Regions from separate parts of the Homo sapiens genome. Here all the other regions are linked to region 1. The links are chromatin contacts, found by Hi-C or POLR2A ChIA-PET in ENCODE. All regions are on one chromosome and are shown on one strand. The core of a region is the stretch at or near the end of the contact, and the rest is flanking DNA. Distances in the headings are between cores, read along the strand shown.

Region 1 (3,595 bases), core at 279-2,778:
GTAGATGGAAAGGAGAAGAAAAAGGGATTATTTGAATTAAAAAATATAAAAAGATATACAGATAAACACACATACATATACTAGCAGACTCTGAGCTACATATAGACATGAAAATGGAGATGGCATGAAATATTTATGAAAAAGAGGCAGATGTCTGGATGTGCAAAGGCTGTTGGAAAAAAAAGCTTTATAAGAAAGGGGTTGCCGCGCGCGGTAGCTCACGCCTGTAATCCCAGCACTTTGGGAGGCCAAGGCGGGCGGATCTCGAGGTCAGGGGATCGAGACCATCCTGGCTAACACGGTGAAACCCCATCTCTACTAAAAATACAAAAAACCAGCCGGGCATGGTGGCGGGCGCCTGTAGTCCCAGCTACTCGGGAGGCTGAGGCAGGGGAACGGCGTGAACCCGGGGGGCGGAGCTTGCAGTGAGCCAAGATTGCACCTCTGCACTCCAGCCTGGGAGACAGAGCAAGACTCCGCCTCAAAAAAAAAAAAAAAAAAAAAAAAAAAAAAGAAAGGGGCATCTGGGGTGACCCTTGCATTATTTGTCAGCTATGAATCTCTTCTGCCACTCTCTCTTGTTCATTAGGCGTAATGGCTATCTTTCAGTTCTGTAAAAAGTAAGTTTCAGGCTCAAAGCAATTATGCCACTATCCGGATGCTCTTTCTCAAAATCCTCGTATGACTGTTCCTTTTTCATCCTTTAAATCTCTGTTCAAATTCCACCTCTTCAGAGATGCCTTTCCAGTCCAACCAACCTAAAGTGGGCCTTTCCCTCTTTCCATCACAACAGCTTACTTCCTTCAAAGCTGTTATCACCAGCTGTATTTACAATTTGTGGTTTATCGACTGTTTCCATCACTAGAATGTAAGCTCTCTGAAAGCAAGGATTTTGTCTTGAACACCTCTATTTATACCCAATGTCTGGCACAGAACGGTAGGAACTAAATAAATTAATATTTATTGAAAGAGAGAATGAGTAGCAAAAGGTGGTAAGATAGCCTGGGAAAGCAATCGGCATTGAAGGCAGGGTGTTCCTAAGGAAGGCGCTAGAATAAGGAAGTAGGAAAAGGCAGCTGGGCTGGACACTGAATAGGAAACTGAAGGTTTACGTCGGCTGGAATAAAGGTGTCGGACCGGGGCTTCAGGGCTCCCCTGTCCACGCGTGGGGTTGGCGGAGGGGCATAAATCACTGAGTGACCAACTGTGGGCGTTCCTTTCAGAGAAACCAAACGCGACAGTTGTCTTCAAACCCCGCTCTGTCCCGTGCCGCAGACTTTACGCGGCTGTCTTCCGCGAAATCGCTAACCCCCGGTCACCAGACTTATCGCCCGGGCCCGAGCCCCCCGGGAGCCAGAAGAGTGTTTGAGAAACGGACATTCTCCGCCGGTCCCAATAGGGGTCCGACACCAGCCCGTTGACGCGCGTTTCCCCGCTCCCAGCCCTCCAGTGGACCCGAACCGGATCCTTACTTACGCTTGTCTCCGGGCTATTAGCCGATGCATGGGAGTCGCCATCTTAGCGCGGTCAAAGCCGGCCGCGCAGGGTTTTGGGAAACTCCTCGGAAGGGCGGGGCTTCCAACCGGGAGGCCGTAGACGTAGGCGGGGCCAGACAGGCTTCTAAGGGGAGGTATCTTAGTGCCGGCTGGTGGGTCGGGAGGGGAGGGGCTGGAGGGTCGGGAGGGGAGGGGCTGGAGGGTCGGGAGGGGAGGGGCTGGAGGGGCTGGAGGGTCGGGACGGGAGGGACTGGTGGGTCGGGAGGGGCCGGTGTCTCCAGTATGGGTCTCGGGTTCTCGGGCCGAACAGGGTTTCAAAGGATGATTACAGGCAAGAACATTATCTGTGGAAAATGAGGACAACATTCTCGAACGAGGGATACACATACAAAGACAAAGAATGAAACTTTGGTGTTCAGAAAACTAGAAGTAGTCTGGAGAATAGAAAGGAATTAGTTGACCAGGATTGAGACCATCAATTGAAAGAATGACTTTAGCAAGCCATGGAGTGCAAACATATACGTTATTTCTGTTTTTTATGTATTTCACAGCGTTGTTACGAGTACTAAATGGGACTGTATAACTAAAGCTGCTTTATCAAGCAGAAAAGGACTATACAAATATTTTAGAATATTTTAGCTGCACCTACATCTAATGTCAGCTCACGGAGCTATTATTCTCTTAAAACCCACGTTCTCTGAAATATATATAATTTTCTGAAGTGTGTGTGTGTTTCTGGGTCATCCATATTTTTTCCTTTTTTTTTTAATTTGAGACAGAGTCTCGCTGTGTCGCCAGGCTGGAGTGCAGTGGCGCGATCTCGGCTCAGTGCAACCTCTGGGTCCCTGGTTCAAGAGATTCTCTTGTCTCACACTCCCGAATAGCTGGGATGACAAGCACGCGCCACCATGCCCAGCTAATTTTTGTATTTTTACTAGAGACAGGGTTTCACCATGTTGGCCAGGATGGTCTCGATCTCCTGACCTCATAATCCGCCCGCCTCGGCCTCCTAAAGTGCTGGGATTACAGGCGTGAGCCACCGCGCCCAGCCATATTTTTTCAATTAATAATTAACACTTAAAATGTTTTAGGAGCTGAGGACAGAGCATTTGAACAAATAAAATCCGTGTACACATGGAACTTTCTACAGACAATGAATGAAGACTATTCTCATGGGCATAAGTACTCTAACGAAAAATATTTCAGAGTAAGGGATTAAAGAGTGATTAGGAGTTAGGGAAGGTGATGATGTGACCTTTGAGCACAACTTGTTCTTCAAAAAAATAGGCTCTTACATGTTGTGTTCTCCAGCTTGATTTTTTCATTCCTCAGTGTACTTATGAAAATGTTTTCCCGGCCAGGCGCAGTGGCTCACGCCTGTAATCCCAGCACTTTCGGAGGCCGAGAAGGGCGGATCACCTGAGGTTGGGAGTTCAAGGCCAGCTTGACCAACATGGAGAAACCCCATCTCTACTAAAAATACAAAAAAAATTAGCCGGGCGTGGTGGTGCATTCATGTAATCCCAGCTACTCGGGAGGCTGAGGCAAGAGATTCGCTTGAACTTGGGAAGCAGAGGTTGCAGTGAGCCGAGATCGCGCCATTGCACTCCAGCCTGGGCAACAAGAGTGAAACTCCATCTCAAAAACAAAAAAAGAAAAGAAAATATTTTCCCATGTCTGCACATACAGATCTAATTCATTCTTTTTATACATTATGTTATGGATTACATGGATATTCCCCAAGTATCCAGCCAGTACCCTATTGCTGAACAATTAGATCATTTACCACAACAACAGAAAGAGTAAATCCCCCGTGTTGCTATAAGATGACATCCTAGTAGGATTGCTGGGTCAAAGGACATGCACCCTGTTTTTCTTTTTTTTGAGACGGAGTCTACCTCTATTGCCCAGGCTGGAGTGCAGTGACACTATCTTGGCTCACTGCACCCTCCGCCTCCCGGGTTCAAGTGATTCCCCTGCCTCAGCCTCCCGAATAGCTGGGACTACAGGCGCCTGCCCCCGTGCCTGGCTAATTTTGGTATTTTTAGTAGAGACAGGGTTTCACCATGTCGGCCAAGCTGGTCTCAAACTCCTGACCT
Region 2 (3,637 bases), core at 1,080-3,579, 660 kb before region 1:
CTCACTGCACTCCAGCCTGGGTGACAGAAGGAGACCCTGTCTCAAAAAAAAAATGCAATTTAAATAGTAATGGCATTCAGATAGTAATCACAGTGCACCTGGAACTGGACGGCACCATCTTAGGTTGCTCTCTGCTTTGCGCATGTGGACAAGCCATCTATGACAAATAGTTTCTTTTCTTCCTAAGGATATGCAGCTTCTTTTGTAGTATACTGCATTGTTTTCAGTCCCTTTCAGGAATGTTATCTGATGCCCAACTGATATTTCTCAAATGTTAAAATAAGACTTCTTCATCTTGTTTGGTCTGGACAGAGGTCAACATTCTTCTCATAAAAGCTTTCATTTCTTTTGAAGCATTAAAATAATATTTTAGCACACAAAAAAGGAGTTTATTTTCAAGAAGCTTTGCTTTCTTTTTCAGTTAGTTCTAGATAAGAACTATAACTTCACATAAGATGTTAGAAGGATTTAAGTACATTGCTGAAGGTATAACCATCCATCTTCAGGAAGTAAGAATAGTGAATAGTAAGTATAAAGAAACAAACAAGTCCTGTGATAACATCTTTATCATAATTTTTTTAAGTCTATTATGCTTTATGCAAATGTTTAGATTTCCTTGTTAAAAATCTGCTGGCCAGGTTAGGTTCCCTTTCTGTAGCTTTATTTTCAACTCATAATATAGTGACTATTAAATATTCTTTACTCAACACATTATATTGTAAAAATATACACTTAGTTCTGTTTCTATCACTAAGCCACTACTATTTTAAAAAGGAATATCTTGCATTGTTAAGTTTAGCAGCCCAAATTCTTAAAGGCCTTAGGAATGGTGCTGTCCAATAAGATAACCAATAGCTACATGTGGCTACTGAGCACTTAAAAAATGAGTCTGGCCAGGCATAGTGGCTCACGTCTGTAATTCAGCATTTTGGGAGGCTGAGGTGGGAGGATTGCTTAAACCCAGGAGTCTGAGACCAGCCTGGGCAACACAGGGATGCCTTGTCTCTGTAAAATAAAAAAAATAAAAAAATTAGCTGGGCACGGTGGCATGTGCCTGTAGTCCTAGCTACTCAGCAGGCTGAGGCAGGAGGCCCACTTAAGCTTAGGAGTTCAGGGCTGCGGTGAGCTATGATTGTGCCACTGCACTCTAGCCTGGGTGACACAGTGGGACCGTGTCTCCAATAAATAAATGAATAAATAAATATTAAAAAATAAAAAGTGTGGCTAGTCCAAATTGAAATGTGCTGTAAAATACACACTGGATTCCTTTTTTTTTTTTTTTCAAATCCTGAGAACCTGTGAAACACACTGAATTCTTAAGATTTAGTATGAGGAGGGGAAAAAAAGATCAATGATTTACATATAACAATGTAAAATATCAATAATTTCTATATTGATTATATGATGAAATGATCATGTTCTGGATATACTTGATTAAATATACCATTAAAGTTAATTTCATCTTTTATTTTTACTTTTTAAATATGCAGCATTGCCCAATAAAATACAGGACAACCAGTTACATTTTTATTTTATATATTCCTGCTTGGGACATAATATTTAAAAATTATTCATTCTATATCTGAAATTCAAATTTAACTAGGAGTCCTATATTTTTATTTGCTAAATCTGGCAATTTTATTAATATGGCTACTAGAAAAGTTAACATAACAAATGTAGCTCCTTATCCTATGGAACATTGCTGCTTTAGAATCACCTCGCTGCTTTTTTTTTTTTTCCAGTTAGCTTCTGAATAAACTCTGCACGGAAATAACTAATCTGTGGGGAATATTTAACCCTAGGCTAGGATCGTTAATCGTGAAGTTAAATTTTTACATCTGCATGAACAAAATGGCTTGTTACAGACGAAAATGTGGAAAGGGCATCTGGACTAGAATGAAAAGTCATAGCTCCCAGCCTCTCTACTAGGGTAGTTAACAGTCCCAGGTTCAAAATAATCCCCGTCCCTCTTATAAGATTAGGCGGTGTCAAGAGCAACTATCTGTGAGACCCTGGGCCAGTGACTTTCTCCTTACCTCCGCCCCCAAGTAGGCCTTGCAAAAAGCTGGGAGGGGTGCGTTTTCAACACTGGAGCTTCGCGGCCGCTCTCCCACTCGCTCCCCGCCCGGCGCTAGAGGAGCGAGTTCGGACTCGGACCCCAAGGCCTCGAGTCCCGCTGCCTTCCTAAGCCGAGCCCGGGCTACCTCGGTCGTCCCCAGCAGGCTTGGCTGGCAGAGGCCGGGCCTCGCCAGGTCCCCAGGACAGGCCCCGCCCGGGCCTCAGGTGCACTCCCGGCCCGCCCCGCGCCCTCGCGTCCCGCCCCAGCTCCGCCTTCGCCGGCGCCGCTCTGCCTGCCAGCGGGGCGCGCCTTGCGGCCCAGGCCCGCAACCTTCCCTGGTCGTGCGCCCTATGTAAGGCCAGCCGCGGCAGGACCAAGGCGGCGGTGTCAGCTCGCGAGCCTACCCTCCGCGGACGGTCTTGGGTCGCCTGCTGCCTGGCTTGCCTGGTCGGCGGCGGGTGCCCCGCGCGCACGCGCAAAGCCCGCCGCGTTCCCCGACCCCAGGCCGCGCTCTGTGGGCCTCTGAGGGCGGCATGCGGGACTACGACGAGGTGACCGCCTTCCTGGGCGAGTGGGGGCCCTTCCAGCGCCTCATCTTCTTCCTGCTCAGCGCCAGCATCATCCCCAATGGCTTCACCGGCCTGTCCTCCGTGTTCCTGATAGCGACCCCGGAGCACCGCTGCCGGGTGCCGGACGCCGCGAACCTGAGCAGCGCCTGGCGCAACCACACTGTCCCACTGCGGCTGCGGGACGGCCGCGAGGTGCCCCACAGCTGCCGCCGCTACCGGCTCGCCACCATCGCCAACTTCTCGGCGCTTGGGCTGGAGCCGGGGCGCGACGTGGACCTGGGGCAGCTGGAGCAGGAGAGCTGTCTGGATGGCTGGGAGTTCAGTCAGGACGTCTACCTGTCCACCATTGTGACCGAGGTGGGTGCCGGCCCCTGCTGGGGCTGAGACCAGGGCTCGGAGGACCTGTCGCGGTCCTTGAACCCGAGCTCCTCTCTCCCAGATGCGCACTGGACGCTGTCACTCCCCCTCCCCCAACGGTCAACACCCTAGCGATGGAGACCCTCCAGCCAGGTGGCTTGGGAACGCTTCACGAGGTGACCTCCAGCCACAGTGTGCTCCTCCCTGCACAGGTGGTCAGTCTGGCCTCCCGTCCTGATGGCCACTTTGAAGAGGGTACCAGGAAGGTCCTGGCGGTCCCTGGGCGATGCTCTATGGCCCTGTGTGTCCAGGACTTACTCTAGTTGGGGTTGGGGGTGGTAAGTAGCAGAGCCAGGACTTGGGCCAGGGGCTATCCCGTTTTTCCTCTAGTCTCTTGATTTCTTTTTAGAAGAGAAGAAATACTTCTCTTTCCTGAACTTTTAAAAGTTAAATAAAGCATGTGTATACAACTGCCTCTTCCCTTTTTCCTCTAGTTACTCCTTCCCCTACCGTCCACAACCCAAAAACGACAATCTGGTCATGCCCTGTAAGTAATTGTTTGCCTTTTCCCATGGTCAGTTGTCAGTCTTTTTTTTTTTTGAGACAGAGTCTCCCTCTGTCACCAGGCTGGAGCGCAGTCGTGTGTTCTTGG
Region 3 (3,241 bases), core at 31-2,530, 800 kb before region 1:
GATTCTCCTGCCTTAGCCTCCCGAGTAGCTGGGACTACAGGCGCGCGCCACCATGCCCGGATAGTTTTTTGTATTCTCCTGCACCATCTTAAAGTCAAATAGAATACAAAGGCCAGGGACCCACCTGGGCTGTCCAGCAATACCTGAGGCAGGAAGTGCCCTGATCCAGGCTCCTGCTGCGAAGGTCAACTGGGCATCTTACACATGCAGGGCACAGTACCAGGCACGTTATCTCACTCCAGGGTCTTGTAGACAGCGTCCGTGGACAGCTATCCCCTACAGTGTTCCTTCCCCATCACCTTGCTTCCACTACAAGGCCATAAGGAATGGCATTGGCCAAGGTCTCTGCTCCCACTCACATAGGCTGTTCCTCTGTCCACGATGCCCTTTTGCCAGCCTTCCTCTGACCACTCCAGCTCATGGGTCACCTCCTCCGGGAAGTCCTCTGGCCGGAGGCAGTCAGTGCTCTACCAAGTACCCACTGCCCGCATTCCCTTCCAGCACAGCGCTCACCACACTGCTCTGGGCCAGGACCTTCCCGCTCTTCCAATCCGCCTGTCCCACTGGGTTAGCAACTGCTTGCGGTTTCTGGCACACAGAAGGGTCCCGTTTGTTGAATTAGTTAACGAATTATCACGGGTCTCCGCAGCTGCCAAGGAAAAACAACGCTGGTTCCACAAGGATGTCTGGGGGAGAAAAGACTTTCTGATCCAATGGCCCATCTAATGGGCTCCAAGCTGGACCCTGCCCGGACAAGACCTAGGACTCCCAGCCCTTGGGAGGGTGCAGAACGGGCTTAGCCAATATGAAGAGGCCCCTCAGGGCCAGGCGGACGCCGCGCCCCCGCTCCCAACAGCCGGCAGCCCGGGGTCAGGCCGCCACTTCCCGGGAGCCTGACAGGGAAGAGCGGCCAAGTTCCCAGCCCCGCCCGACAGCCGAGGGAACTGCACGAAGGGCGCCGCTGACCTCACCACCCTGAGCTCGGGAAGGCTTGCGGGCGGCGGCACAAGAACCCAGACGGGTGCAGAAACAGGGCGGAGGGTGCAGGGTGGCGGCCCGGACTGCGCTGCTGGCGGCTAGCGGCGCGACCCCCGGCCCCGGATCCGGCCCCGGCCCCTAACTCTCAGCCCCGCGCGGGCAGAACGCACCGCCTGGCGACCCCAGCCCGCGCCCCAGCGCTAAGGTTGATCTGGCGGCTGAGCGGGCGGGGCGCTCACCTGGACACTCGCAGCTCCCGGCGTTTCCAGAACCTCCCGCGGCGTCGCCCGGTCAGCTCGGCGCCTCCTCCCTTGGCGACTCCGCCTCGGGCCGCTGCCGGGGCTCCGCCCACTTGAGCCGCCGCCACGTCCCCACCTCACGCTCCACACGCCTGCCTGCGTCCTGGTCCCCAGCTCCGGTGGCTCCGCCGGGGTTCGCCGTCCTCTGCGACCCCTGGGAACGCCCAGGCTACCCGGCCTCGCGGGAGCCGGAGCCGGAGCCGGAGCCGGAGCTGGCCGCCCGCGCCCTTCATGCCGCCCGCAGCCCACCGCACGTACTCCGCGCCCGCCTGGCTTTGGCGCCCCCACCTGCGGGCCTTGGCCCGCCCTCCTGCCCAGCCCCTGGGCGTCTGGAGAGGTCGCCACGACCCGATCCCCTCGCCGGGGCTGTAGGGAGAGCGTCCCTGGAGGCTGACGGATTTCCCTGCCTGCGCTCATGCCCATTGCCTGGGGGGCCCTGCCGGGTACACGGGCCCCTTCTTCCCAGCACCACCACAAGGAGGCTGTTACGGGAGGCTGGGGTCACCCCGGCTAGGAACTGGGTATCAGGAGAGGAGGCAGAACAGTGGAGAAGACCCTGAGGAAGACTAGGGACCTGGGGCCCACCCCCTGGAGACCGAGATTGGGAGGCCCATTCCCAGGGCCGAGCTCTCAGTGGGTTTCAGAGAGTCCCGGGCTCTGGTCCAGGCAGTCCTGGTGGCATGTGCAGGGGTGATGGATTGATGAGAAGGGGGCCCATCAAAGGCTGGGTGGGGGCGGAGGCGGGGGGGCGGTAACAACCTGGGGCACACTGGGTTGCCCAAACCCTTCTTTATGCCATGGGCCAAAAAGAGTGGACACCTGGTTCAGCCAATCCAGTCTGGAAGGGAATAAGGACAGAGATGCAGCAAACCTCAGCCTGAGCGGGAGGAGGCCCTGGCGGCCAGGCAGGTTCCCACGCCTGCTCTGTGAACCTTCCTCTCATGAATGAGGGGAAGCACGGTCTGAGAATCTCATCAGGGAGCAAGCCCAGAGCGGGAGATGCCCAGCCTCCGCCCAGGCCCAGTGTGGATATTCCCTACGGCACACGGGCCAGGCAGGCGGCCCAGACCTGGGGAAAGCAGGAGCACGCACACGGAAATACACATAAAACATGGGTGAGCCATTGTTCCTGCCTGCGTCAGCCACCGGCTCGAGCCCGGCTAAAACTACACAAACCCTCCTGCATCTGCTACATCCACAGAAGCTTCCTTCCATCTCCTCCCCCTTCTCAGGAGTTTGCCCCATGGAACATCCCTTTTCTCTCCTGAAGGCTCAACTACCCGCTCTCAACTGGATCTTTCCCATTGGCCTGTAAATGTGTTCAAGCCTCTACTATGGGAACAAAACCCTCATTCGACCCCACTGAGTGTCTCTGTTCTCAACCGCAGCGGAATTTCTTGAAAGAGCTGTCTCCCCATCCTCACATCTCTCCCACTCTTCAGGCCCTAAAGGAGCTGTCTCTCCCACTCTTCAGGCCCTGCAGTCAGCCTTCTAGCTCCCTAACAGCACCAAACCAGGTCTCAATAAACTGTAGCCTCCAATCTCCAATTTCAACGGCTGTTCTTCAGACCTCATCTGCCAGGGCCCTGAGCAGTGTCTGACACCCAGCGATGACCACAGCCCCTCTGGAACACTGATTTCCCTTGGTTTCCCCTCATCCTTTCTGGCCACCTCTGCTCAAGCTTCTTCAGCATCCTCTCCCTATTAGTAAAGGTTGGGGGTTCCTCAAAACTCAGGTCTAGGCTTTCCACTTCACGCTTCTCTTTACACGCAGGTGACACAAATTTCTCTCTTTACCCTTATCCTTACTGCTGAACCCCAGATTCATGTAACTCACTGTTCAGTGTACATCCCCACTTGAGTGTCCACAGGCACCTCAATGGCAACATGTCCAACACAGAGTTATTGTTCTCCCCCTACATCTTCCCCCTCCACACATCCTGTCTTCACTGCTGTACTGAAGG

The links. A loop is a pair of places that touch in the nucleus more often than their neighbours do. ChIA-PET counts read pairs that join two places held with the same protein, here RNA polymerase II (POLR2A). Pooled maps may share reads with other maps.
Region 2: a pooled map shows a loop between it and region 1 (6-fold over the local background). The contact joins the promoter of SLC22A5 here to the promoter of ZCCHC10 in region 1. A Hi-C loop is called at or near these places in 4 of 50 pooled maps. POLR2A ChIA-PET finds 5 or more read pairs at or near these places in 2 of 52 experiments (activated naive CD4-positive, alpha-beta T cell and naive thymus-derived CD4-positive, alpha-beta T cell).
Region 3: a pooled map shows a loop between it and region 1 (3-fold over the local background). The contact joins the promoter of P4HA2 here to the promoter of ZCCHC10 in region 1. A Hi-C loop is called at or near these places in 1 of 50 pooled maps. POLR2A ChIA-PET finds 5 or more read pairs at or near these places in 3 of 52 experiments (AG04449, WTC11 and naive thymus-derived CD4-positive, alpha-beta T cell).

Annotation. Positions count from the first base shown.
Region 1 is chr5:133,025,021-133,028,615 of GRCh38, forward strand. ZCCHC10 (zinc finger CCHC-type containing 10) reads right to left here and starts at 1,529. Exons shown (of 5, transcript NM_001300816.3): 1 at 1,477-1,529. The coding sequence starts at 1,517. RefSeq lists an enhancer at 1,289-1,598 and a silencer at 1,679-1,808.
Region 2 is chr5:132,367,381-132,371,017 of GRCh38, forward strand. SLC22A5 (solute carrier family 22 member 5) reads left to right here and starts at 2,330. Exons shown (of 10, transcript NM_003060.4): 1 at 2,330-2,985. The coding sequence starts at 2,593. MIR3936HG (MIR3936 host gene) reads right to left here and starts at 2,536. Exons shown (of 8, transcript NR_110997.1): 1 at 2,464-2,536. RefSeq lists a silencer at 2,213-2,532.
Region 3 is chr5:132,226,573-132,229,813 of GRCh38, forward strand. P4HA2 (prolyl 4-hydroxylase subunit alpha 2) reads right to left here and starts at 1,281. Exons shown (of 15, transcript NM_001017974.2): 1 at 1,218-1,281. RefSeq lists silencers at 998-1,257, 1,398-1,627.